Linked DNA regions of Mus musculus: all the other regions are linked to region 2. Evidence: chromatin loops called from intact Hi-C (ENCODE). Cell type or tissue: left cerebral cortex. All regions are shown on one strand. Links, peaks and the distances in the headings refer to the core of each region. The heading gives the core; the rest is flanking DNA.

What was found. A loop is a pair of places that touch in the nucleus more often than their neighbours do. Peaks named below come from ENCODE experiments on the same cell type or tissue, not always from the same donor. Only the 100,000 strongest peaks of a DNase experiment are listed, where the experiment ranks them.
Region 1: it touches region 2 in a loop (2.3-fold over the local background); 2 of 42 quality-filtered maps call a loop at or near these places.
Region 3: a loop joins it to region 2, with 6 times the contacts of the local background. A loop is called at or near these places in 2 of 42 quality-filtered maps.

The regions. Positions count from the first base shown.
Region 1 is chr11:113,554,978-113,562,433 of GRCm38, forward strand. Slc39a11 (solute carrier family 39 (metal ion transporter), member 11) reads right to left here. Exons shown (of 10, transcript NM_027216.5): 2 at 7,029-7,147; 3 at 4,534-4,572. The coding sequence starts at 7,136. Among named protein-coding and RNA genes, the nearest start is that of Slc39a11, 7.1 kb to the right of the region's middle. In left cerebral cortex, for the core only: no CTCF peak of the experiment used is centred there; DNase peaks (open chromatin) are centred at 4,487, 5,015, 5,386 and 6,163.
Region 2 is chr11:113,435,402-113,442,857 of GRCm38, forward strand. The region is part of intron 5 of Slc39a11 (solute carrier family 39 (metal ion transporter), member 11); the gene reads right to left. Among named protein-coding and RNA genes, the nearest start is that of Gm51928, 20 kb to the right of the region's middle. In left cerebral cortex, for the core only: a CTCF peak has its summit at 3,699 (motif pointing right); DNase peaks (open chromatin) are centred at 3,765 and 4,290; H3K27ac peaks cover 409 bases.
Region 3 is chr11:113,330,769-113,338,224 of GRCm38, forward strand. The region is part of intron 6 of Slc39a11 (solute carrier family 39 (metal ion transporter), member 11); the gene reads right to left. Among named protein-coding and RNA genes, the nearest start is that of Gm51926, 6.2 kb to the right of the region's middle. In left cerebral cortex, for the core only: no CTCF peak of the experiment used is centred there; DNase peaks (open chromatin) are centred at 3,770, 4,012, 4,720 and 5,140; H3K27ac peaks cover 2,541 bases.

The DNA.
Region 1 (7,456 bases), core at 1,454-6,453, 120 kb after region 2:
ACTCACAGGGTAGAAGGCTGCCCTCTGACCTCCAGGAATCAGACTAAACAAACAAATGTATCTTAAAACTTAATATAATCTTTCCATGTGATTGCAACATGCAGCCTACTACTACATAGGTGTGAAGGCAACCACTCCCAGACCCGGGCTACTTAACTCAACAGCCAAAGGCTCCAGGGCAAACGGCTCTGCTAGGCCAGTGCTAAGAAAGGCAGCTGTAAAACTGAGCTGGGTTTGTGCTGAAATCGTGGCTTGCTTTCACAATCTCCCATTACACACTGGAATTAGTCCCTTTCTCTCAGTGCCATGACAAAATACCCAGTTAAAAAGCAACTTAAGGTTTATTCTGGCTTATGGTCTGAGGGGATGCCGTCGGCCATGGCAGGGGATGGGGGGACATCATGACAACAAGGACAAAAGGCAGCTAGTCCCCTGCTTTCACAGGCAGCAAGCAGAAGAGAGGGATGCTGGTCCTCAGCTCATTCTCTCCCTGTGGTCAGTCCAGGACCCTGGTCTGTGGGGCGGTGCATCTTCCCACTTTTGGTAAACTGCTGTAGACGCTCCCTTACAGACACTTCCAGAGGTTTGTTTCCCTCTGATCCTACGTCCCATCAAGTTCACAGTCAACATTGACCATTACAACGCCTTGGCCCTGACCATCTCTGGAGACCTCCTTCTTAAGATTTATTACTATAATTGAATTCTGTGCATGTCTGTATCTCTGTGAAGATGTAAGCAAGAGAGTACAGGTGCCCACGGAGTCCAGGGAAGTCAGAGGAGTCACATCCCTACCCCCGTGGAGTCAGTTGTGAGCTGCCCAATGTGGGTGTTGGGAACCAAACTCAGGTATTTTGAGAGAGCAGCACACATTCTTAACTGGACCATCTCTCTAGTCCTGAAACTCTGTGTCCTAGGTGACATGAAAAATGGTGTAAGAGTCCGCATAAGTCACCACACTACGCTACAAAGCCATCCTCTGAAGGCTTCGCAGGACCTCGGCGAAGGAAGGAAAAAGGACCAAGCCTCTTCTGCAAGGTCCACACAAACCCAGCGTTTCCCAGGAAATCACCTACTCAGGAACACTAGACACTCCAGAGAGCATTCTAGAACCCACAGTTGGGCCCAGTGGATCAGAGCAGTGGTCTTTTCCTTTTTGGCTATTCACACCGCCACCAGACCCTCGGAATACCCAGCCCCCAACACCACCTCAGGAACCAGCAAACTTTTTTTAAAGTCCAAAGAACGGACAGCTCTGGCTTTGTGAGCCACAGGCTCAACTGGAGCTCAGTGATGCAAAAGCAGCCACAGGCACTGTGACATGTAGGCGTGGCTCGCTCCCGTGCACTGTCTACATTCACAAGAACAGGAAGCAGGTGGATTTAGCCCACCAGACTGGTTGGCACACCCCTCCCATGGATCACAACTTCTTGACAGGCAGAAGTTGACACGGTGAGGGAATTGGAACAGGTTTCCGCTGGATGAATGGAGAGAGGAGCTACTGGCTGGACAGACGGGTGCGACATGGCTCAGTCGTGCTAAAAAAGAGCATCTTGTGAGCACCGGCCTGAGCCAGTACCATTAAAGGGGCAGCTACTAGACATCTACCAGTTCCAACAGAGAACCTACAGAGGTGGGGTGACTCAACATACAGAGGGCCATGTGAAAGTGTAGCCTGAATCTCTGGGTGTTTGTTTCATTTGGGGGAAATGGTGGGGATTGAACCCTGGGCCTTGTACATGCTACATATGTGCTCTTCAACTGAGCCATACCTGATCTCTGGGCCTTTTCTCTCCTGTTCACATCAATTTCACCATCTCCTTACAGGGACAATGGGGGCATCATGATCAATAAGGACCATGTACAGTATCCCAAGGATACTGTAGCCAATCTGCACAGTGGGCCCAGACCTACAAAGCAGGGCAGGGGAATAAAGGGGAGCCGGGCAGGAATGCAGGCTAGGGGTAAGCCACCCCTTCACACTAACTGGGTACAGTACAAGCAAGATGGGGGGAGTGGGCTACGCAGAAGGGTGGTGACTATTCGGGAGACTACAGAGGAAGGACTCATGACCTTAGGGGTCACGCCACCCCGGGTACTCATTAGGGCAAGAGAAAGCAAGGGACCCTTCCACCAAGACAAACATCACTGCATCCCAGCCCTGTGGAGGAGACGGTGACATAAGTCATTCCCTCCCTCACACTGTTTACAGTCACACTGGAAGTCTGAGCGTGAAATCAAACGGAAAAATACAATCATAACAACAATAATCTGTCTTCTTCCCGATTGGCTCTCTCCCTACTGTGCCTCGCCCCCTCATCTCGCCATAGACTGTTCTCCTAGCATTGCCTGTCAGGCGTTAGAACTGCTGAACAGGCCACCCTCCATCATGACTGCACATGTAGAGGGGGCAAAGGGGAGGCTGGGGCCAGAGATGCCACCACAATACCCTTGAGCCTTCAGAGATCGCTAGCACTTGGGGGCCATGAGAGTCGGGCTGAGTCCAAAGACAGAAAAGGTGAGAGGCTGGCATGATGCCAACCCTAAGGATCTCACCCATCACTTAACAACAGTGCTGTGGAGGAGCCTGAGGTGAGGCTGGAACAATGGCTGGAGAAGGGCTCTCAGGATCTTCACACATTACAACATACCAGCTTGTCAAATGGGATCGCTCGGCAGGAAGCTCAGAGTCCTACCAAGTTGCTATGGAATAACCCTCACAGCTCTGTAAGTGTAATGTTGGGTGGTAACCGAACATTTGAAAAATGGGGCTTTATGAGCCGTCCATAGGCCACAGGAGGCATGCCTAAAAGGGGGGTAATGTGACCCTAAATCTCAACTTCTGCCAGGAGTTTTTACTGCTGAAATAAGGCAAGGCTGAGGTCTTCTGTCTGGAGACGGCTGGAAAGAGAGCTGGCTTCCAGAGCATTTTCAGGCAGAGGAGTTTTATGGAGAGGAATATATGCAAGCTGAAGGCCTAGGGATGGATTCTGCTACAACTCTTGTGCACCTGTTTATAGCTTGGGAATCTCCAGGTTCCCTAAGGACAGGCTCTGGTCTGACAGTCAGTGGCTTAGATGACTTCAGCGAGGTCCCACCCCAAAACAAGTTTTTCCAGCTCAAAGGACTATGGAGACGGCAGTAAGAACCGCGCTCTGCTCTACTCAAAGAGAAAGCCCCCAGTCTGTGCCTTCTGATACAGCCATACAGCTGGACTATACAGCACCACCATAATGTGCTCACACATGAAAAATAAAATCCGGGCTTGCAAAGTTGCTGGGGGGGGGGGGGCGGGGGCAGGGGAGGAAGCTTTCCTTCAAACCTAAAAACGAGAGTCTGATTCTCAGGTCACACATGGCAGTAGTAGTAAACCAATTCCTGCAAGCTGCCCTTTGACCTCTACACATATGCTGTGGCACAGGTACGCTCACATGCAGGCACAATCGATTGGCTCATTGAAATGATTTTTGAAAAAAGATAAAATCTGAACTAAGCCTCTAGGACTATCTCTTGAGTTTGCAGAGATCAAGAACAGAAGGACCCACCAAACTCAGAATGTGGAACCTTCTAGAAACAAAAAAGGCCCAGCTTCTCCAACAAATTACCAGCTTGTGGGGGGGTCGCAATGGGGGAGACCTGAGCGACTTAGAGAAAACAGCCAGCAAATTCTCTTTGGATCCGCTCTTGCAGAACAATCTCGCGGGGGGGCCCCCTTGGAATGTGAACACGGCTCGGGCATTCGCTCACAGAGAAGAATCGCTGTTTGCCTTCTGTCAGATGAGACGCTGCCATACTGATTCGCGGTTTCACAGGAAGTCACTCAGTTTGAGATACATATTGAATTTACAGGTGAAATTACATGGATCTGGGATTTGCTTTTATAAAACATTCTCAGCTCCCAAGAAGGCAGAAGGGAGACAGATAAAATGAGATTTGCCAAGTGTCAATCATGACTGAAGGTGGGTACTGCGTAGTGAGGCTAAAGATTATGGGTGATTTTTTTTTTCTTGTGTGCTTTAAAGTACCTAAAATAAAAATTCCTGGGGCTGGAGAGACGGGGAAGCAGTCAAGAGCACATATTGTTCTTACAGATGACAAGTTCGATTCCCAGCACCCATAGCAGGAGCTTTGCAACCTCTTGTAATTTCAGCTCTAGTGAGGTCTGACATCGCTGACCTGTGGAGGGGGCACCTGTACTCAGATGCACACACCACCCGAGACCCCGCCCCCGACACATACACATAATAAAGATACAAAAAAAAATCCTTTTGAACGCCCTTCAAGGAGAAGAAAAGGAGACATTAAATTCCTGTCATTTATCAGGCTAGTCTTGATGTCATCTTATTTCCTAAGTCCTGAACCACTCCCTTCTCCATGGAAAGAGTAGAGAGTACCTCGTAAGCTGGGGAGTGAAGACAGTCAGAGGAGGAGTTAGCTCCTACAGAGAGCACATCAGGACGGGTGTGGAGAAGGGCTGGCACCAGCCCCAGGGAGGGAAAGATTAGAATCAACACACTTCACCCACTGTGAACTCACCCCTGCGGCAAAGCCCAGGCTTCCGTCTAAGATCCGCCTCTGCAAATGAAAAAGGGAGATGTTTCAGTCTCCAAGGACCACAGGATGGTGTGTGTGGCATCAGTACGGAGACTGTCATAAAGCCCAAAGGGCTCAAAGGTCACTGACCTACTTCTAAGCTGGTGGTGACCTCCTGACCTTACAGAATGGGCCAAAAACAGGGGAAGGAGGAGGAAGACATGGACACAGTTAAACATGACACCCATTCCAGTGTCAACCAGAAGTTGGCAGGAGAGGTGGTCTTGGAATGCACAGGCCCACACCTTATTTCTTACCCAGCACCCCTAATGCCCTTAGGAAGTAGTTGATCTAAAATGTGGAAATGACCAAGGGCTAGTGAGGAACACTGGAGCAACACAAACAGTCACACGGGTGGGGACACAAACTGGCACAGCCACGTCACACAGAAAGCCGTGTAGTGGGACTGACAGCAAGTGACTGCAGTATACTCGTCACTGCTGAGAAATGACAGAAATGCATTCTGGGAATCCCCAAATCCACGCGCTGTTACCAAGAGCCCCAAACCAGAGACTGCACAAAGTCCTCTTTAAGGACTCTTTAAGACAGATAGACCAACAAGAACACCCAAATACCACAGGGCAGAGAAAACATGCCCACACATTGCACACACAAAGAACACACTGTGTGTGTGCATGCATGTATGTACACAACAGGCAGAAGCATTAAGTAAACTGGGAACTGAGCAGGGTAGATTCAGCCCAACACAGAACAGTAGCAGCTATGTGAGCAGAGAACCTGACAGCAGCAGCCAAACAGGGGTGATGTCTACACTGTAGGAGAGACGGGCAGCGTGGGAGTGTTTTGCATGGAGTGAAAGTCTGAGTGGGCGTGGTGACTGGGAAGGAGCCTGAAGGGACCGTGAGAAGCTGGCACCTGATCTAGGTCCAGATACATGGGCCTTTATAAAATAATAATCAAACTGCATAGGTATAAAATGTGCACCTTTCTGAGTACATCTATTCCAATAAAAAGATGTTTTTAAACAAGATGTTTTCGATTCCTCCCTCCCTCCTCCTCTTCCTCCTCCTCCTCTTCTTCCTCCTTCTTCTTCTCTTCCTCCTCCTAGCTACTGCCAAAAGCCATTCTATTCCTATCTATGAATTCGGCCTCCCTAGGTGTCTTACGCACTGAAATCTTGAGTACCCTGTAATTCCTGGTTGTGTAGTTGGAGACCCAAGTCTCCAAATGATAGATTTGTGCTAACCACCCTCCCCCTGTTAGGGTGGGGGCAGCAGTGTGGGAGGCAGGATAGTATAGCTGGAGCCAGGACCTGCCAAACTGGTCTATAACACAAGGGGCCCGAGACACTGACTTTCTACACAAGTTTTCCTTTCTAGATCCAGGGCTCAGTGTGTTTAAAGAGATCTAAGTTGCCTTCTTCATGGGCCACTCCTGCAGCATCTACAACTGCCCTTGAGCAAGGCGAGGGTTACATTCTTCAAGACAGCCATGAGTAGCTCTGGGCTTGAAACTGGGAGCAGCTCAGGGTGGGAGGAGAAAGGGATTTCAGGCATAGGAGGTGGGCACAGGCTGTGCTTGTGGTGTAGAGTAAGGCAGGGTGTGTGTAGAGGGAGGGTGGATGAGGGATGCCAGGGATGTGGGGTGCAGAGGAAGAAAAGATGGGGAGATGCACAAGATCTCGAGAGGATGTGAGGCCAGAACATATGGCCTGAGAGTGACTAAGGACACTGGGGGCTCTCTGTAGGATGCACGGAGGACATATGAGGGGAAGGGCTGAGGAGACTCAGTATGCATATGGACAAGGTGGCTGTCAGCGCTCATCCAGGAGAGGGGATGCGCTCATGGCAAGGGCAGGCTCACAGGTTATCAGGAGAGAGAACGAGGAAGCAGACCTATCAGTATTCATTGGGGGGGGGGGGGAGAGCATGTGGGGACTGAGGTGGGTAGACAGAAGTCTACAGGGGATTGAGGAGGGGAGCCTGCCGATCTTCAGCCAGTGGGGAGGACTGAAATGCCCTGGGCTGGGGTAGTAGAGAAACAGACCCCTTCCTTCCCACAACCCCTAACCAACTGTCTAGCTCAATCATGGCCACAGGGAGGGCAGTTCCACCTGAAAGCTAATCGTCTTGGGCCCTGCGTAGTACTCCTGCTCTGGGCGTGCAGGGAATTAGACGGGAGCTCGGAATGAGGCAGCAGGTTAATGAAGGCACAATGGCTACTCCCTCACCCCCTGGCCCTTTTGAGTTTGGGTGCCAGGGGCAGGTGAGGGGAAGACAATGCCCGGCTTGTGTACCACTAATGGGTGCCTGCTCCCTGGCCTAGTAAGGAAACAGAGAGAAAACAAGGAAGATGGGAAGAATTAGCATCCCACCACCTGCCTGTGTGGCCGCTGCCCGGCGGTGCTGTGTGGCAAGGGGCAGGTTCCAAAGGTCACCAAAGGGTCCCTGCCAATCCCCAGAAGCGAAGCGACTCACCTGCCCGCTGGAGAATATGAACACGAGAGCTGCCCCGGCTGCTGTCATTGCCCAGGTGAAGAAGGTCCCCAGCAAGGCCTGGACCACGGAGCTGTAACCTTGGAGCATGCTGGATACTGCTGTGCACAGAAGAGCAGAGGGTCAGGCAGATGCTGAGGGGCCCCAATTGTGATATACACATGTCCTAAGTCACTGCCTGAGCTGCCCTCTGTCAGGGTAGGTGGTCTGCACATTCAAGTCAAACCAATGCAACAGGCCTCACCATCCCAGTACCAGCACAGGGACATTGAAAGGCGACGTGAGGACACTGGGAGAAAGAGGCCAGGAAGCTCTCCCCAGAGGCCCGCTCATTCATCCATCTGTCCCTGCCTGCTATTTCTCCTCAGACCCTGCCAAAGAACAGGCCCCTAGCTCAAACTGTCCTCTAG
Region 2 (7,456 bases), core at 1,086-6,085:
ACCAGTGCAATAGATGTTCCATGTATCCTTGACCATGCTTGGCCTCTAACAATGCTGGTGTGAAGAGCTTCCTGCCCGTGCATTCTTTCCCGTCCTTAGTGTTCCCTTCTCTTGGCCCTGCCACAGGTGGGACTGTCCTCCGGCATCTGAGACTCTTCCAACCTGTGTCTGTACTGAAAGTGAGGGATTTTGGAACTGGTTTCTGGGACAGCTGCTCTTAGCTATCTGGGCTATGAACGAGCCCCACAGGGTTGTGAGCCTTGGCATCTCCCTTTCTTCTCACCATAACAAGATGCCAGAGGCATTTGTGGGAGAAAGGGCTTAGGGGAGGGTCTTCCAGTCTCTAAACCCAGGCCTTTTCCTGACTCCCCCTTGTTCAGACGGATCAACACTTTTGATCTTCAAATAGAAAGGGTCATTGCTCTGAAACAATGAGGATGTTTCCGGATATCCTCAGGAAGGGATGGAGGGCCCCAGAATATAGCTCCATATAGCTCCATTGTTAGAGTAATTGCCTAGCAACGCCTGTCAATCATGTGTGAAGGCCTGGGCTCCAGCCCCACAGAAAACCAGATGTGACGGCACAAGCCTGTAATTCCAACACCTGGGAGATGTAGACAGGGGAATCAGGAGTTCAAGATCATTGTAACTACAGCGCAAAACTCCTGACCTCAGCCCAGGTATGCATGAGGACCTGTCTCACACAAAATAAGCAAGCAAAAGTAAAATGAAGGGGTCAAAGTCTTAGCAGGGAAGTTGGGTCAGTATGGGAAGAGAAACCCGGCGGGCATGAGAACATTGGAGTCTGACTGAAGTCTCTCACCAACTGGCAGCCAAGTTACTGTGAACATTGCCTACAAAGAGACAAGAATGACCATTTTATAAAGATAACTCAAATAAAAATGTTCAAACAGTAGTGAGCCATGCTTGAGGTCCAAGCATAAATGATTTTATTTTTTTTAGTTCAATCTTAACTCTTTTTCCCAGCTCCCAACCAGCAACTTCCTTTAAATCTCACAGACAAAACAAAGTTTGTTTATCACAGCGATGACTACAAAGGGATGCCGGATGAGAAGCATCAGCTACCAACCAGAGCAGAGTGTTCAGCTTGGGCCTGTGTACCGAAGACATGGAGGCAACACAGCTGTGACCGTAACATCAGTGCTACACGGGATCCCTCATTGAACCCCAGTCTATCATCTACATCAGGGCTCCAGCTGTAAGCTCTGCCCACCTTCTCCAATTCCTCCTCCTTCCGTTGGCAACTAGCTTGTAGGTGTGTTTATGCTTGGCCCAGGGAGTGGCACTATTAAAAAGTATGGCCCTGTTGAAGTAGGTGTTTCACTGTGGGTGTGGGCTTTAAGACCCTCATCCTAGCTGCCTGGAAGTCAGTGTTCTGCTAGCAACCTTCAGATGAAGATGTAGAACTCTCAGCTCTGCCTGTACCATGTCTGTCTGGATGCTGCCATGCTCCCACCTTGATGATAATGGACTGAACCTCTGAACCTGTAAGCCAGCCCCAATTAAAGGTTGTCCTTTGTAAGAGTTGCCTTGGTTGGGGTGTCTGTTCACAGCAGTAAAGCCCTAACTAAGACAGCCTCTCAGATACCCAGACCACCAGGGGCATCCCCAGATGTGCAGACACCCAGACCACCAGGGGCATCCCCAGACGTGTTTCCTGGATGAATCAAGAGACATAACATAGCTGCTTCCCCACCCCACCCCCACTCCCCTCTTGAGCAAGAAACAGGATAAAACTATTCTGCTAACTTCTAGTTATTTTGAAAAGTACTGATCTATAATGAAAGGGCAAAATATCCTTGGGCCACAGTACAGCTGCATGAAAAAGTAAACCCACAGCGAGGAAACAGAGTTGTAGTAAGAAACCGCGGTGTGTTGGGGGCAAAAAAAAAAAAAATACCATTTTTAATGAGAATTTTTGAGCATTCTCGAGAGAAATAAACAGAGCCCTCAGGGCAGATGCTGTGAAGGTAATAAAGGAGAGCTTGCGGGCAAGAACCTGCAGAAAAGGAGATGGAGAGCAATCATGGGGCCAGGCACATGAATCCTGCAGAAGGGCGGGGACCTGACTGAACTCGCCTCCTCTGAGGTGACCAGGCAGAAAGCAACAGGAAGGCAAATTCAAGGAAGTGGGTGGAGTCCCGGGAGGCTCGATTGGTCCAGAGAAGTAGGAGATGGCTTCATACATAGAGGAGGAGGAGTCCAAGCATGGGTATGAGGTTACGGGCAAGCATAGGAAAATATGTGGACTAGTCATCTCTGGAAGCACACGGAGACTGTGCGTGGCCCAGGTTTGAGACCTTTCACGATGGATCCATGAGGTTGGGGGCAATGAACGTGACATGGAGACCACCACTGCATGACAGTCTGGTGTGCCATTTCTCCAGCAACTAGGACAATCAGAGGAATCCTCGAGTATGTATTCCTCAGATGTCCCCCGGGTCCCTTCCATGAGGGAAGACTTCAAATGTCCAAGGGTCTGCACAGCAGCACTGGGAAGTGTAAATAGGAAGCCGCTGAGAAGTGGGGTTTGGAGAAGGATTCGAACCCCACACACCAGTGTGAGCGCCTGAGCCTCTCTCTTGCTCATGGTAGGTCTGTTTGGGTTTTAAAGCAGGCCAGTTGCTCCCTAGATTTTGGAATTTAATTCTCTTGAAGGAGAAAAAAAATGAATTTTCATTCCATCTGTGGATGTTTTGCTGCCTGAACCTGAGCGTCCATTTTTTCTTTGTTGCACAACCTCAAGAACTTACTGTCATCCCCAATCATGGGCACTAGTTAATATTACTATTTTTATATCCAGTCTTAACGCATTTTAACATATGTGAGCTCTTATAGATTTAGGGTGTAGGTACTGCCCCTTTCCATGGCGAGCTAAACCTCCTGAAGAGAGTTAAGAGGACAGAGAGTCTTAAGGGTGTGTCTCTCGTGTGCGCCTCAGCCATGTCCAGCCATGTCCTCAGTAATGCAGTGCTGACCCCAGGCAGGTAGGGCCAGAGCTACAGCTCACAGCGAGCAGAACCAGTAACAATGGCCTGTCCTATGCTGTCCACTGCGTGCGCGCGCACACACACCCATTTTGCTTCTTTTTTAAAAAATGTAATTATTTTATTTATCTACATTCCAGACATTGGCCCCTCTCTTGATCCCCCTCCTATAGTTCTTCATCCCATTCCCCCTCCCCTTTGCCTCTGAGAGGGTGCTCCCCTCTGTGCCCCCGACCCCAGACATCCCCTTTCTCTGGGGCCTCAAGTCTCTGGAGAGTTAGGCACATCTTCTCCCACCGAGGCCAGATCAGGCAGTCATCTGCTATCTATGTGCCAGGGGCCTCTGACCAGACCATGTATGCTCTTTGGTTGGTCTCTGGGAGCTCCCAGGGGGCTGGGTTAGTTGAGATTGTTGGCATTCCTATGGGGTTGGGGTTGCCACCCACCCCCTTCAGCTCCTCCAATCCTTCCCCTCGTACTTCCATAAGGGTCCCCAACTCCAGGCTAATGGTTGGCTCTAAGTCTCTGCATCTCTCTCAGTCAGCTGCTGGTAGGGCCTCTCAGAGGACAGCCATGTTATGCTCCTGTTTGTAAGCACAGCTTTTAATCTTTAATCATGTATATGTATGTGTGGATTATGGGCACATGTGTGAGGGCGCCTGCAAAACCAGAAGAGGGAGACAAGTGCCCTGCAAATGGGGTTATAGGCGGTTGTGAGCCATCCGACCGGAGTGCTTGGAAGAGCTTAGGAGCTTGTCTGCAGAGCATCTCTCCAGCCCCACTGGAACCTCCTTCTCCAGGGGAGCCCACACTCTGACTTTCCTGGCAGTCTTGACTTCTGCCTCCTGCCGATTTCCTCTGGCCCTACCTACCATGGTGTGTGACATCTAAGTCACAAATTCTCCTTTTCACAGCACAGGCCCCTCTCTCCCTGTGCCCACTCGGTCTTCCCTGTAAGTTAAAAGTCCCCTGGGTACATATGAGACCCTCTGGCTCAGCTCACTCCTACCGACCTCCCTCTACCCACCCCACCACCTTCCACGTGTGTTACACTCACAACCTTCCCTGTGTGCTACACTCATGTGCCGGCCCCTTGTTAATCCTGGCAGTGGGCAGAGTTGAGCCAGGCTGACAGTAACCACACGCCATGCAGCCCAGATGGTCCCACGCGCCCGTCAGCCGGCATCAGCTCACACCCCACAGCTCCTGGATTCACACCTTTAACTAAAATGTCCCTGAATCCACGAAAATAAAAACTCTGCTAAGTAGACATTTTTCAAAAACCCGCCCTTTTCCCTTTGTGTAGACAGGAGCCAGCCACTCACACCCACACCACCATCTGTCCGCGTCTAGTGCTGTCTACTGCGACACACGTCCACACGTCTGCCCTTGCCTAGGAACACAGGCGCACACAAAGGAGGCTTTTGTTTCTTGAGAGGGGATCAAGTGGGAGCAGCTTGTCTTCAGAACAATGGGAATTTCTGCTCAGTCAGTGAGCCAGCTCTGGAGTTAACTGCCTCTGAGTGCCCCATTAATCTCCACAGTTTTTGTAATCTCTGAGACACGGCATATTGTCAGCCACATTCACAGAGGTGGAACGTGGATGCATGCAGACAAGCGTGCCCTTTGTACGTGTGTGCACAGAAACATGCATGGCCATACACAGGCAAACAAGAAAAATCTCAAAACCTTATGACAGCAAGGGAGAAATGGACTCCGTTACAATTAACACATACATAAACATATACATCCACCACTTTTCTCACAGGCAGGTCTCTGCCCTCTAACAAAATCCATCCTGCATTTCTGGGAGTCCTGAAGGCTGGTCCCACAGAGTTCCACTGTGCAAGGAAACTTCCATTCCTTTTCTAATCCTATTTTCTAGGCTTTCTAAACTAGAAATGGCCACATGTGGACCTGGCTGCCACTTCACCAGGACATCACTATCCCAAGGCCACCAGATATATGTCCTGCTTCTCTCCTTTACAGGAATCCTCATCCACTTCCTTTCTAAAGTGTCTTGGCTGGAATCTAAAGATTAGACATGGGCCAAAGGCCAAGTTCAAGGGTAGGCTAAGGCCTTCCTGTGGCCACTGAAGCTGTCTTCCTGAATGCAGATATTATCTTAGTTTCTGTTTACCAGGTATGACTTCTACCAGGAGGGACCCCACAGCTTCCATACCTCAACTCATGGTGAGGCCATAAGAGGGATTCACCAAACATGCCCAGGCAGAGTTACATACCACTAGCAGACAGTTTGTCAGTCAAGAAAGGGAAAACTCTTCGTTACACACACACACACACACATACACACACACACACACACACACACACACATACAGAGAGAGAGAGAGAGAGAGAGAGAGAGAGAGAGAGACAAAGAGAGACAGACAGAGACAGAGAGACAGACAGAGACAGACATACACATGCAGGATATTTCTTAACCCTGAGATGGGATCAACGTTTTTCAGAACATCTGCAAATTAAAGAGGGGCATGAGAACTTGGAGAGGGTAATGGAATTAGGGAAAAGATCATCTGTGTAGTTAAGGTCATTTCTGTATTGTCAAGGGCTGCCTACTCTGCCCTCAGTGACCTGAGACCTCTGACCTCAGTACCTGCTTGGTGTTGTATGGCAACTTCCTCTGAGTTAAAATATTCCATCCTGGAAAGACACTCCTTAAGACTTGGGAAACAAACGACTCACAAGTCTCAGAAAGTCCCTGAAACTGATGAGATACACAAAGCCCCTCCCTCCTCAAGGTTTTACAGGCAGTAAGGATCGCTGGACAGGACACATACCAGCAGAGCTGCTGGAGAAGCACAGACCAGTTGAGCTGCCTGGAAGAGACTCTGTGCCGTGTTGAGCCACCTAAAGTCCTACAGTAAACACCAGAGCTCCAGCTTTTAAGAGGTACCTCCCATGCTTGGGGCTGGGAGTGGGCTCAGGGATGCCTTTGAGTCATCCTGCCCCTGTAACTAATCTCTCACTCACCCTTGCAAGGAGACCCGATAAACTCACAGGTTCCTTGAACTTGCCTTTCGGAGTATCATTGCTTGGATCTATCACTCGTTTCCTATCTAGGGTCATTAGATGTTTGTCTGTGTCTCCCAGGAAAAAAATGTCACTCAGTTCTCAGTAAAGGACTTCAAAGGAGAAAACAGGTCCATATTCCCAATGATGCTTTGGCCAGTGCACAGAAAACAGGGCTGCTAGAGAGGACCAAAGGCTTCTTTGGTCTGCTCCCCACAATCCAAATGTTCAAGGATGTGCAATATAGGCTCCCCAGCCCACTTCCTGCTAGAAGTTTTCAAATCATTCTCTCTGCAGCAGCTGCTGGAAGGATACCATCAGGGCAGGCTCCGGCTCCAGAGACCAGGAAAGCCAGGCTTTATCTCATGGAGAAATATTTTCAACTGAAACGCATCTGGGAGAAGCTGTGAATTGGAAGAGCCAGATTTGGGGGGGGGGGCGTGGGGGGAGGAGTCAGGCCATGGGAGCACCAAGGGCAAGTAAGGAATGGCAGGCAACCCCACAGCCCAGTGGAGCACCCCACGGTGGAGAGCACCCCACCGTGGCGAGCAACCCCACAGCCGAGTGGAGCACCCCACTGTGGAGAGAAACCCCACAGCCTAGTGAAGGAGAAAGAGGAGAACGAAGACTTCAAAATAAAACTTCACTGGCCTTACAACTGAAAGAGCTGGTGAAAGAGCTGGTGGCCATCCACGAGGAAGCTTTTCACAAGGCCGAGACCGAAAGGGAGGAAATGGGCTTGAACCGCCATGATGTGAAAGAATTGCAACGTGCCCACAGTCCAAATGAGTTCTCCACAGGCATGCCACGTGACAGCCTAAGGGATCTTCTCCAGTATGTATTTTTATATATACTTAAAAAAAAAACAACCCGTGGGTGTGAGTGTGGGAATGCAGTCTAGGTGCATATGGCGTATGCGTTATGTGTACATGTGTGTATGGAACTGAGAGGGGAGCAGTCGGAGTCCCCTTCTCTCTCTCTCCTCCTAATTCCTTCTGAGGCCAGGTCTCTCCCTAAACCTGGAGCTAACGTGGTTTTCAGCTAGGTAGACAACAGGCAACCCCAAGAAATCCTCTCGTCTCCAACGCCCCACAGTGTTGGGGTCACAGATGTGCATGGCACTATACCTGGTTTGCTAGGTAGCTCCTGGGACCTGAACTCAGGTCCTCACACTTGGACAGAGCAAACCATCTCTCCAGCCGCTCCGCTAGATACTCTTGAGCCAGTCAGTCCCTCTGATCTGGCTGGCCTTTCCTCTCCACAATTATCACCACCTACCTTTACCAAGAAGGTGTAGCAGGTGGCCAAGGAATGGGCTATGGCCAATGAGGCCTGCAGACCCAGACTCACTAGGAGTGTTAGCTGCAGGTGCAGAGCAAAAGGAAAGGGAGCGAGCAACAGGGCTGAAGTCAGGT
Region 3 (7,456 bases), core at 1,454-6,453, 100 kb before region 2:
AGTTAGCAGTGCATACCTGTAACTCCAAGGATGAAGAGGTAGAGACAGGAGGATGCCTCGGGGGAGGTCTGTGGCCAGCCAACTGGGAAGAATTGTGAAATTCTAGGTCACAGTAAGGAACCCTTGTCTTACAAAGCAAGGTAGATGGCTCTGGAGGAATGACATGCAAGGTTGACCTCTGGCCTTCACACGGGGACACATACACATATGCAAACACAACTGTTCGTGTGTGTGTGTGTGTGTGTGTGTGTGTGTGTGTGTGTGTATGTGTTAGTTATGGTTTGACTCTGAAATGTCTCCCGCAGACTCATGTTTTAAACACCTGTTTCCTACAGTTAGGCTTTAGGAGGCCTGCCTTCATTTTCTGAGGCTGGAGTTTACAGGAGGGACACACACACCCACTCAGCACTTACATGACAGGAGGGACACACACACCCACTCAGCACTTTCATGACAGGAGGGACACACACACCCACTCAGCACTTACTTAGATTCTGGATCTGAACTCTGGGCCTCAAGTGTGCACGGCAAGGGCTTTAACCTTGAGCCATCTCTACTTTTAGCCTGAGCCTACACGGGAGCTGGAGGGATGCCGTTAGCAGCATTAGACACAACGTGCTAGTGTCTTAGAAAATGGGTGCTTCAGACCGCGGGATCCACTTCACATTCCATCTGGCACCATTAGTGGGGGAAAAAAAAATCACAAGGATTCTACTGATAAAAAGGCTCTTTCACTCCCCTCTGCTCTCCTCCACTAAGCCTAACCCTGTCTCTGTGACCATGAGCTGAACTGAAACTCGGCTCTTGGCAGATGTAATACAGGCAAGGACCTTGGGATGAGATCGCCCACCTTAGGGTGGACTTTAAATCCAGTAACTCTCTCAAAGGAAAGCTAGGGAAACAGACACTGATATACAGAGAAGTCAGGCTCAGAGCCGGGAGGGATGTGTGTCTGCAAGCCCAAAACTCTAAGGACCGCCAGGAGTCCCCTGAGTTGGGGGAACAGGTGTGCTCAGTTCCCCCTTAGAACCTCCAGAAGAGATCAGCCCTACTGATACCTTGAATTTGGTGTTTCACCCCCATCTGCCGTGTTTATAGTACTTGTTACGGCAGCTACAGGATCCTCTCTGCCTAACTCTGCCACACCCATTTTTGGGGCAGTTTGAAGCGACCTCTCTGTAAAGGGAAGCAGAAAAAGGTGGCAAAAGAACCACCCTCCACTCCACCAAGTATCGTTGTGTGCGTGTGTGTGTGTTCATGCATGTGTGCATGTGTGTGTTCATGCATGTGTGCGTGTGTGTGTTCATGCATGTGTGCGTGTGTAGATACACATACTACACACATGGGTGGAGGCCACCCAGACACTGGGCACATTGTGTTCTTTTAAAGTGGAGCCTGGAGCTGTCCAGTTATGCTGGGTTGGCTGGCGGGCTGGTGAGCTCCAGGGACCAGCCTGCCTCCACTTCCGCAGGGCTGGGATGGTTAAGTGCATTCAATCATGCCCAGGTTTTTGACCCGGGTTTTGGAGAATCAGACTCCAATTCTCAGGCTTACACAGCAAGCTCTTTACCATCTGAGACCAGTGTGTACCACCTACTGCGTTAGGTCTCAAGACATCATGCCTTTTCCCAAAGTCTGGCATTTAGACAAGAGTCGACACTCTCTCAGAGACTTAAAGAAGATGGTTGTCATTTGTTAACAGCAAGCACTGTCCTAATCTTTGGCAAAAGATATAAATATAAATACAAAAAAGATATCATTGTTCCTCCATTAACCTATGTCTGAGGTGTCTATTTAACAAATCAAGGCAGACACTGGCTGCCAGATTCTCGGCATTGGCCAATACCTGTTGGAGCCCTGGTTCCTCTCAGCACTTCTCACCCTGCCCCCTACCCTGAATCTCTCCAACCCCTGAGCTAATCTGATTCCTGCATAAGCCAGCCACTTTGGTTTGGTGTCCGGTGTCCTCTTGGTCTGGGTTCCCAGGGACTCTCTTTGCTTCCTCTCTCTTTTCCTTTCTCGTTCTCCCTCACCCCTTCCTCTCACGGCCATGTTCAGGCTGGAAAGATGCCTTTGGCTGGTTTCTCTCTCATATGTAGGATAAACCTTCTGTAAGAGCCCATACCTACTGTCTGAGCCAAAGTTTACCTATAAGCCCCACATGCCCACCGACCGTGTAAGTTCCTGGAATGCTGGGAGTTGTAGTTCTTGGAAAATAACAAAGCCACATGGGAAAATACAGTGGCTTTATGCTTTTGCCCCTATAACACATATCTTGTCATCACTCAGCTGGGGATTCCAGGGAGTGGTCGTGACCAAAGTCCATCCTGACCCGTATTGTATTTTAAAGCTTGCTGCAGTTCTGGCTCAGAATCGTGGCACTGGCTTCCCTCTTGGGTACCACAGAAGGAGCGGCCATGCCGCCGTTAGTAACTGTAGGCATCCTCCCCGATCCAGTGTCTCAACTGTCAGTGAAGCTTCTACAGAAAGAAGTTGCACACGTCCCCAGCCCTCTATGGACTAGTGAGGGTCACGGTCACAAGCTCTAGCTGGGTGTCTATGTGGCACCATGGTCCACATGACAAGAAAGGAAAAGCTTTACATGAATTCTGACCTATCTTGTGCACCCCCAACACATGCCCTGCCTCATAAAACTGTCTCAAAATGAACCTGTGTCTTTTCTGCCTTTCTGAGAGTCATCGCTCTCCTACACTGGCCCTGCAGGGACAAAATCATTGTTTTGTCTAATATTACACAATCCGACTGATTCAAACCTGGCGTTTAATCTTCCACGCTAATGTGCCTCTTGATCCTCCCCACTAACATGTGAGGCAGGACTGTCTTCTGTCCGCAGGTGCCTCTCAACTTGCCTTGTTCACCTACTGACAGCAGGTCACCTCACAGTGGGATGAGTGTAACCCGCCCCGCAGCATGCTGAGCTCCAGTGTGTCACTCTATAGCACCAGGGTAACTAGACCCTTTCACAAGAACCTGCCACCTGCTGCCTCTCTGCCTGTGGATACTGCAGCCAGCTTTTGTTTTGTTAAACCCGGCATTCATTTCTTCTTCCCAGAGAAAACCCTGTGCTTCCAAGGAGGTCCCTCAGACTCGGGAGGGCCCTGTGTCCTTCTGTTCCGCTGTGTTGGGAACTAAAATCGGGTGAGACGTGGTCCTTGTCATGAAGGTTCTCCTGATGGGATGTGGCTCTCGAGTTGGATGGAAAGGGATGTGTAGGAGCTGACTAGGGGAGGAGAAGGGCTCTTCAAAGAGCTGCCACTCAGAGATGAGCATCATCAGAAGGTATGGCTTCTCGATTGAAGGGGAGAAGCTCAGTTGGACCACACACAGCCTGGGGCTGGAACAGAGTGTCAGGAGGACGGTGCAGCGGGCTGAATGGGTGGTCTCCTCTCCACATTCACACCCTGGAATTCTAAGCCCCACCGTGAAGCTATCAAGAGGTGGGTCTAAGGGGTGATTTGATTGGAGCATGGGGCTCTCAGGAATGAGTTTAGCACCTTCCTAAAAGTGGCCTAAGGGAACCCAACAGTCCCTCCCGTCCTGTGAAGACACAGCAAAAATGTCAGGCATGAACCAGACATTGAATCTGCTGCCTCCCGTGTCTTGGTCACCTGGGCCTCCGGAGCCGCGAGGAGTCGTGTCTGTTTTTCCTGAGGCGTGGAATGTAATGGTGTTTGCTATAATATGCTAAGTGGATGAAGACAGCCAAGGAGGGAGCACAGTCAGGGCTGTGTGGGAAGGCCTTCTACTAAGCCAGCCCAGGCTGCCTCTCCCCATGTCACTGGCCAGGTCCTTCCTGCGGTGTGCCAAGTTCAAGAGCTGACTACTTCCCCCAGGGAAGCATTCGGGGGCTCTTAGCAACGCGTCCCAACCACAGACCTCTTCTCCACTCCTTTACTTCCTTTATTAAGTACTTCCTGCTTCCCCTGAGACCAGCGTTGGTTTCCTAAGCTGGAAGAGGGGAGGAGTGATTTATTACCCTTCTCTCCTGCTCCTCCTGCCAATCAACAGCCAAGTTCTGCCTACTCTCTGTTGCCTCTGCCCTATCAGATAACTCATGTTATGGATCCAATGCCAAATGCCTCTCTCAGGCTCCTGTGCTCTCACATATGAACACGCCCACCCCCACCCCACCCCCCATCCCCAGCTCAGGGAGCTGATTTGGGAGGCTTTGAAATCTTTAGGAGGTAGAATTTCACTGGAGGAAGTGGGTCACTGGTGGAGGGTGGGGACGGGACTTTGGGGTTTATAGTCCAGCCTCACTTCCTGTCTTGTCTGTCTTGTCTCTGCTTCCTGATCTGTCCAGATGTGAGCAAGCAGCCCCGTGCTCACCCTCGCCCCCTTCCCTGCCCTGCCCTTTAAAGCTGAGAGCTGGTTAAACTTTCAAGTCGCTGCTTGTCAGGTACTTGGCTGTGTGCATCCTAGTAACATCGGCATATGGGAGACTGGGTCCCGCTTCAGCCGTTCTGCCTCCCTTTCCCGGGAATGGAGTTTTAGCGGGACAAGGACTGTTAAAGAAAAGCTCCCACCCTGCCTCCCTTGCAGCTAGAATGAAGCCCTTAGACTCACGGGCCACAAACACTCTTCTGTCTTACAAAAGCCACTATGTGTCACAGGACCATTTAACATGCACCCCAAGAAACACAAGTTCCTGAGTTAGAGAAATGGCTCAGACAACAAAGCACATGGATCCAATCCCTCGGAACCCACGCTTTAAAAGTCTAGATGCAGTAGAACATATCTATAACCCCAGTATTTGGGAGGAGATGCCCAGAAGATCCCTAGAGCTAGCCAATCAGCAAGCTCCAGGCTCCCGAGAGTCTGCTCCAAACAAGATGGACCACCAGCAGCCGAAGAGTGACAGCCAAGGTCCCCACGGCCAACATGTACCTCCACCCTCACACACACACTTATGCATATATACCACCCCTATAAGCACATGGACATGAGCAGGGACCATGGGGTATAATCTTGTAGATGGAAAAATAGGAGGCAGGGGCTGGGAGCCAGAATCTGATGGAAGCGTCACCCTACCCTATGCATAAGCATATGGAGAGCCTCAACAAAGACTGGGAATGCATCAGAAGAGCCCATGGAACGTTCTATTCTTAGCTAACACTGTAACTGCAGATGCCTTCGATCCTGGCACTTCCATGCAATCGCCCCACAGCCCATGCCAATGGAATTTTACATTTATCTTCTTATCTTACTGTAAATATAATCCGATTTCCAAGGCAAATGTGCTATATGCCCTCCTACACATGTCTTATTTTAGACCTCACATCCTGTCTTTCCATCAAGATAGAGAAGCTGCTCTAGATACCAGGATGAGGCCCCTCAACATGCCCCCCAACGTTCAACTGCTTCCAAGCGGTAGAAAATTCAGGATGGGATCTGAGGTGCTTTGCATGACTAGAAGGCACCCAGGACATTCCTCGATGGCCAGGAGTTTACACAGTGATTTCTACATCTGTCACGGACCCCTTCTTCCCACAAAGGGAGGAGATGAGATACGTATCCAGATGGGAGGTGAAGATGCTAGGGAAAGTGACCTGCGGGTGTATGACAGGGGTCCCCGGGGTAGCTTCTAAGCAGAGAGGTTCAGCGAGTCTGCCTGCATCAACTTACTGGGACAAACATACCTCAAGAGGTTCTGAAGGGTTTTGCTATTATCATTTATGATTTGCCCTCCCTCCCTCTTTCCCTCCCTTCCCTCCTCCCTCCCTCCTCCCTTCTCTCCATTTTGGTGTACCTAAATGTTGTAAATATATGTACTTGTTTGAGTTTGTATGTGTGTGTGTGTATATATGTATATATACACACACACATACATACACACATACACACACACATACACATATATGTGTGAGTATGTGCACACGCACATGGAGGTCAGAGGTTGCTACCAACTATCTTCTCAACTTACTCTCCCTCTTGCGTTTTGAAGAAGGGTCTGGAATTAAACTTAGAACACACTAATTCACCGGCCGGCCAGGGAGCTTCTGGCATCCTCCTGTCTCTGCCTCCCTGGCCCTTGGCTTACAGTGGCACACTGGCATGCATGCCTGGCTTTTACATGGACACTGAGGATCCACACTCAGGTCCACGCGATTGTATAGCAAGTCCTTTACCTACTCAGCCATCGCCCCAACGGGGTCTCACATGGGCCTAGGCTGGTCTAGAACTCACTTTGTATCTGAGGCTGACCTCAAACTTGGGGCAATCCTCCTGGCCGCTAATGAGATGATAGGTGTCGGCTGCCATCCCTGGCCCCTCGTCACTCTTGCTGGCATACCTTGAAGGTTTTAAGGGAATTCTCTTTCTGTAAGCTGAAATCCTGGGATTCTACAGCCTGTATTCCTTTCCACAGACTATCCTAGTAATTTAGACAATTATATGTTCAAATACAAAATGTTCAGTATCCTGGGGGAGGGGGGGCAGCGGTAGGTATAAGTGCTTTCTGAGGTAGCAAAAAATCAAGTATATATAAAATCCAATCGTGTCCTGACAAGTTATTCTTTGCAGCTGCATGTCTGCTCCATCCCAAAGAGCAGCGCTAACTCCCAAGTCGCCATGCTGCCTGTTCTCATTAGCTTTAGCTGCCAATTTAACACAGTCTAGAAACCACCTGAACAGGAAGCCAACTGAGAGGCATTCCCTAGATCAGACTGGATGGCGGCATGTCTCAGAGAAACTGTCATGAATGTTCATTGGTGGAGGAGGGCCCAGCCCACTATGGGCGGCACCATTCCCTGCATAGGTGGTCCTGGACTATGTAAGAAAGCTAGCAAAGCATAGGTCTGCGAGCTGGCCAGAAAGCAGAGTTCCGCCATGGTTTCTGCTGTGTGTGAGTTCCCTGACTAAAGGTACTGCTGTGTAGACTAGCAAGCAGGCTTGAGTTCAGGCTCCCACTTTGAGTTCTTGCCCTGACTCCCTGGATGATAGACTGCTATCTGGAAGTAGAAGGTAAAATAAACTCTTTACTCTCCTAAGTTGCATTGGTGATGTGTGTTGAAACACCCGGTGTCAACACTGGGTACCTTCCCAGTTGCTTGCCACCATTTTTGTTTGCTTGTGACTGTCTCTCATTTAACCTGAAGTCCACTGATTTGGCTGGCCTGGCTGGCCAGTGAGATCTGTGTGCCGCTGTTTCCCCAGCAGAGATTTCAGCGACTAAACTCGGGTGCCGAGGATCTGAATATGGCTCCCCTGCTTGTGTGGCAAGCACTTGGTGATGTAGCGTCTCCTCAGCCTGCCTCCCCTTTTCCTCCTCCTTTCCTCCTTCTTGCTTTTTTTGACATGTTTTTGAAACAGTGTCTCACTCTGTAGCTCAGGTTGGAACTCATAGCAATCCTCCTGCTTCAGCTTCCCAAGTGCTCGGGTTATTGGTGTGAGCAAATGCTACCTTTTCTTCAACCGTGTTCAGTATGACAAACAC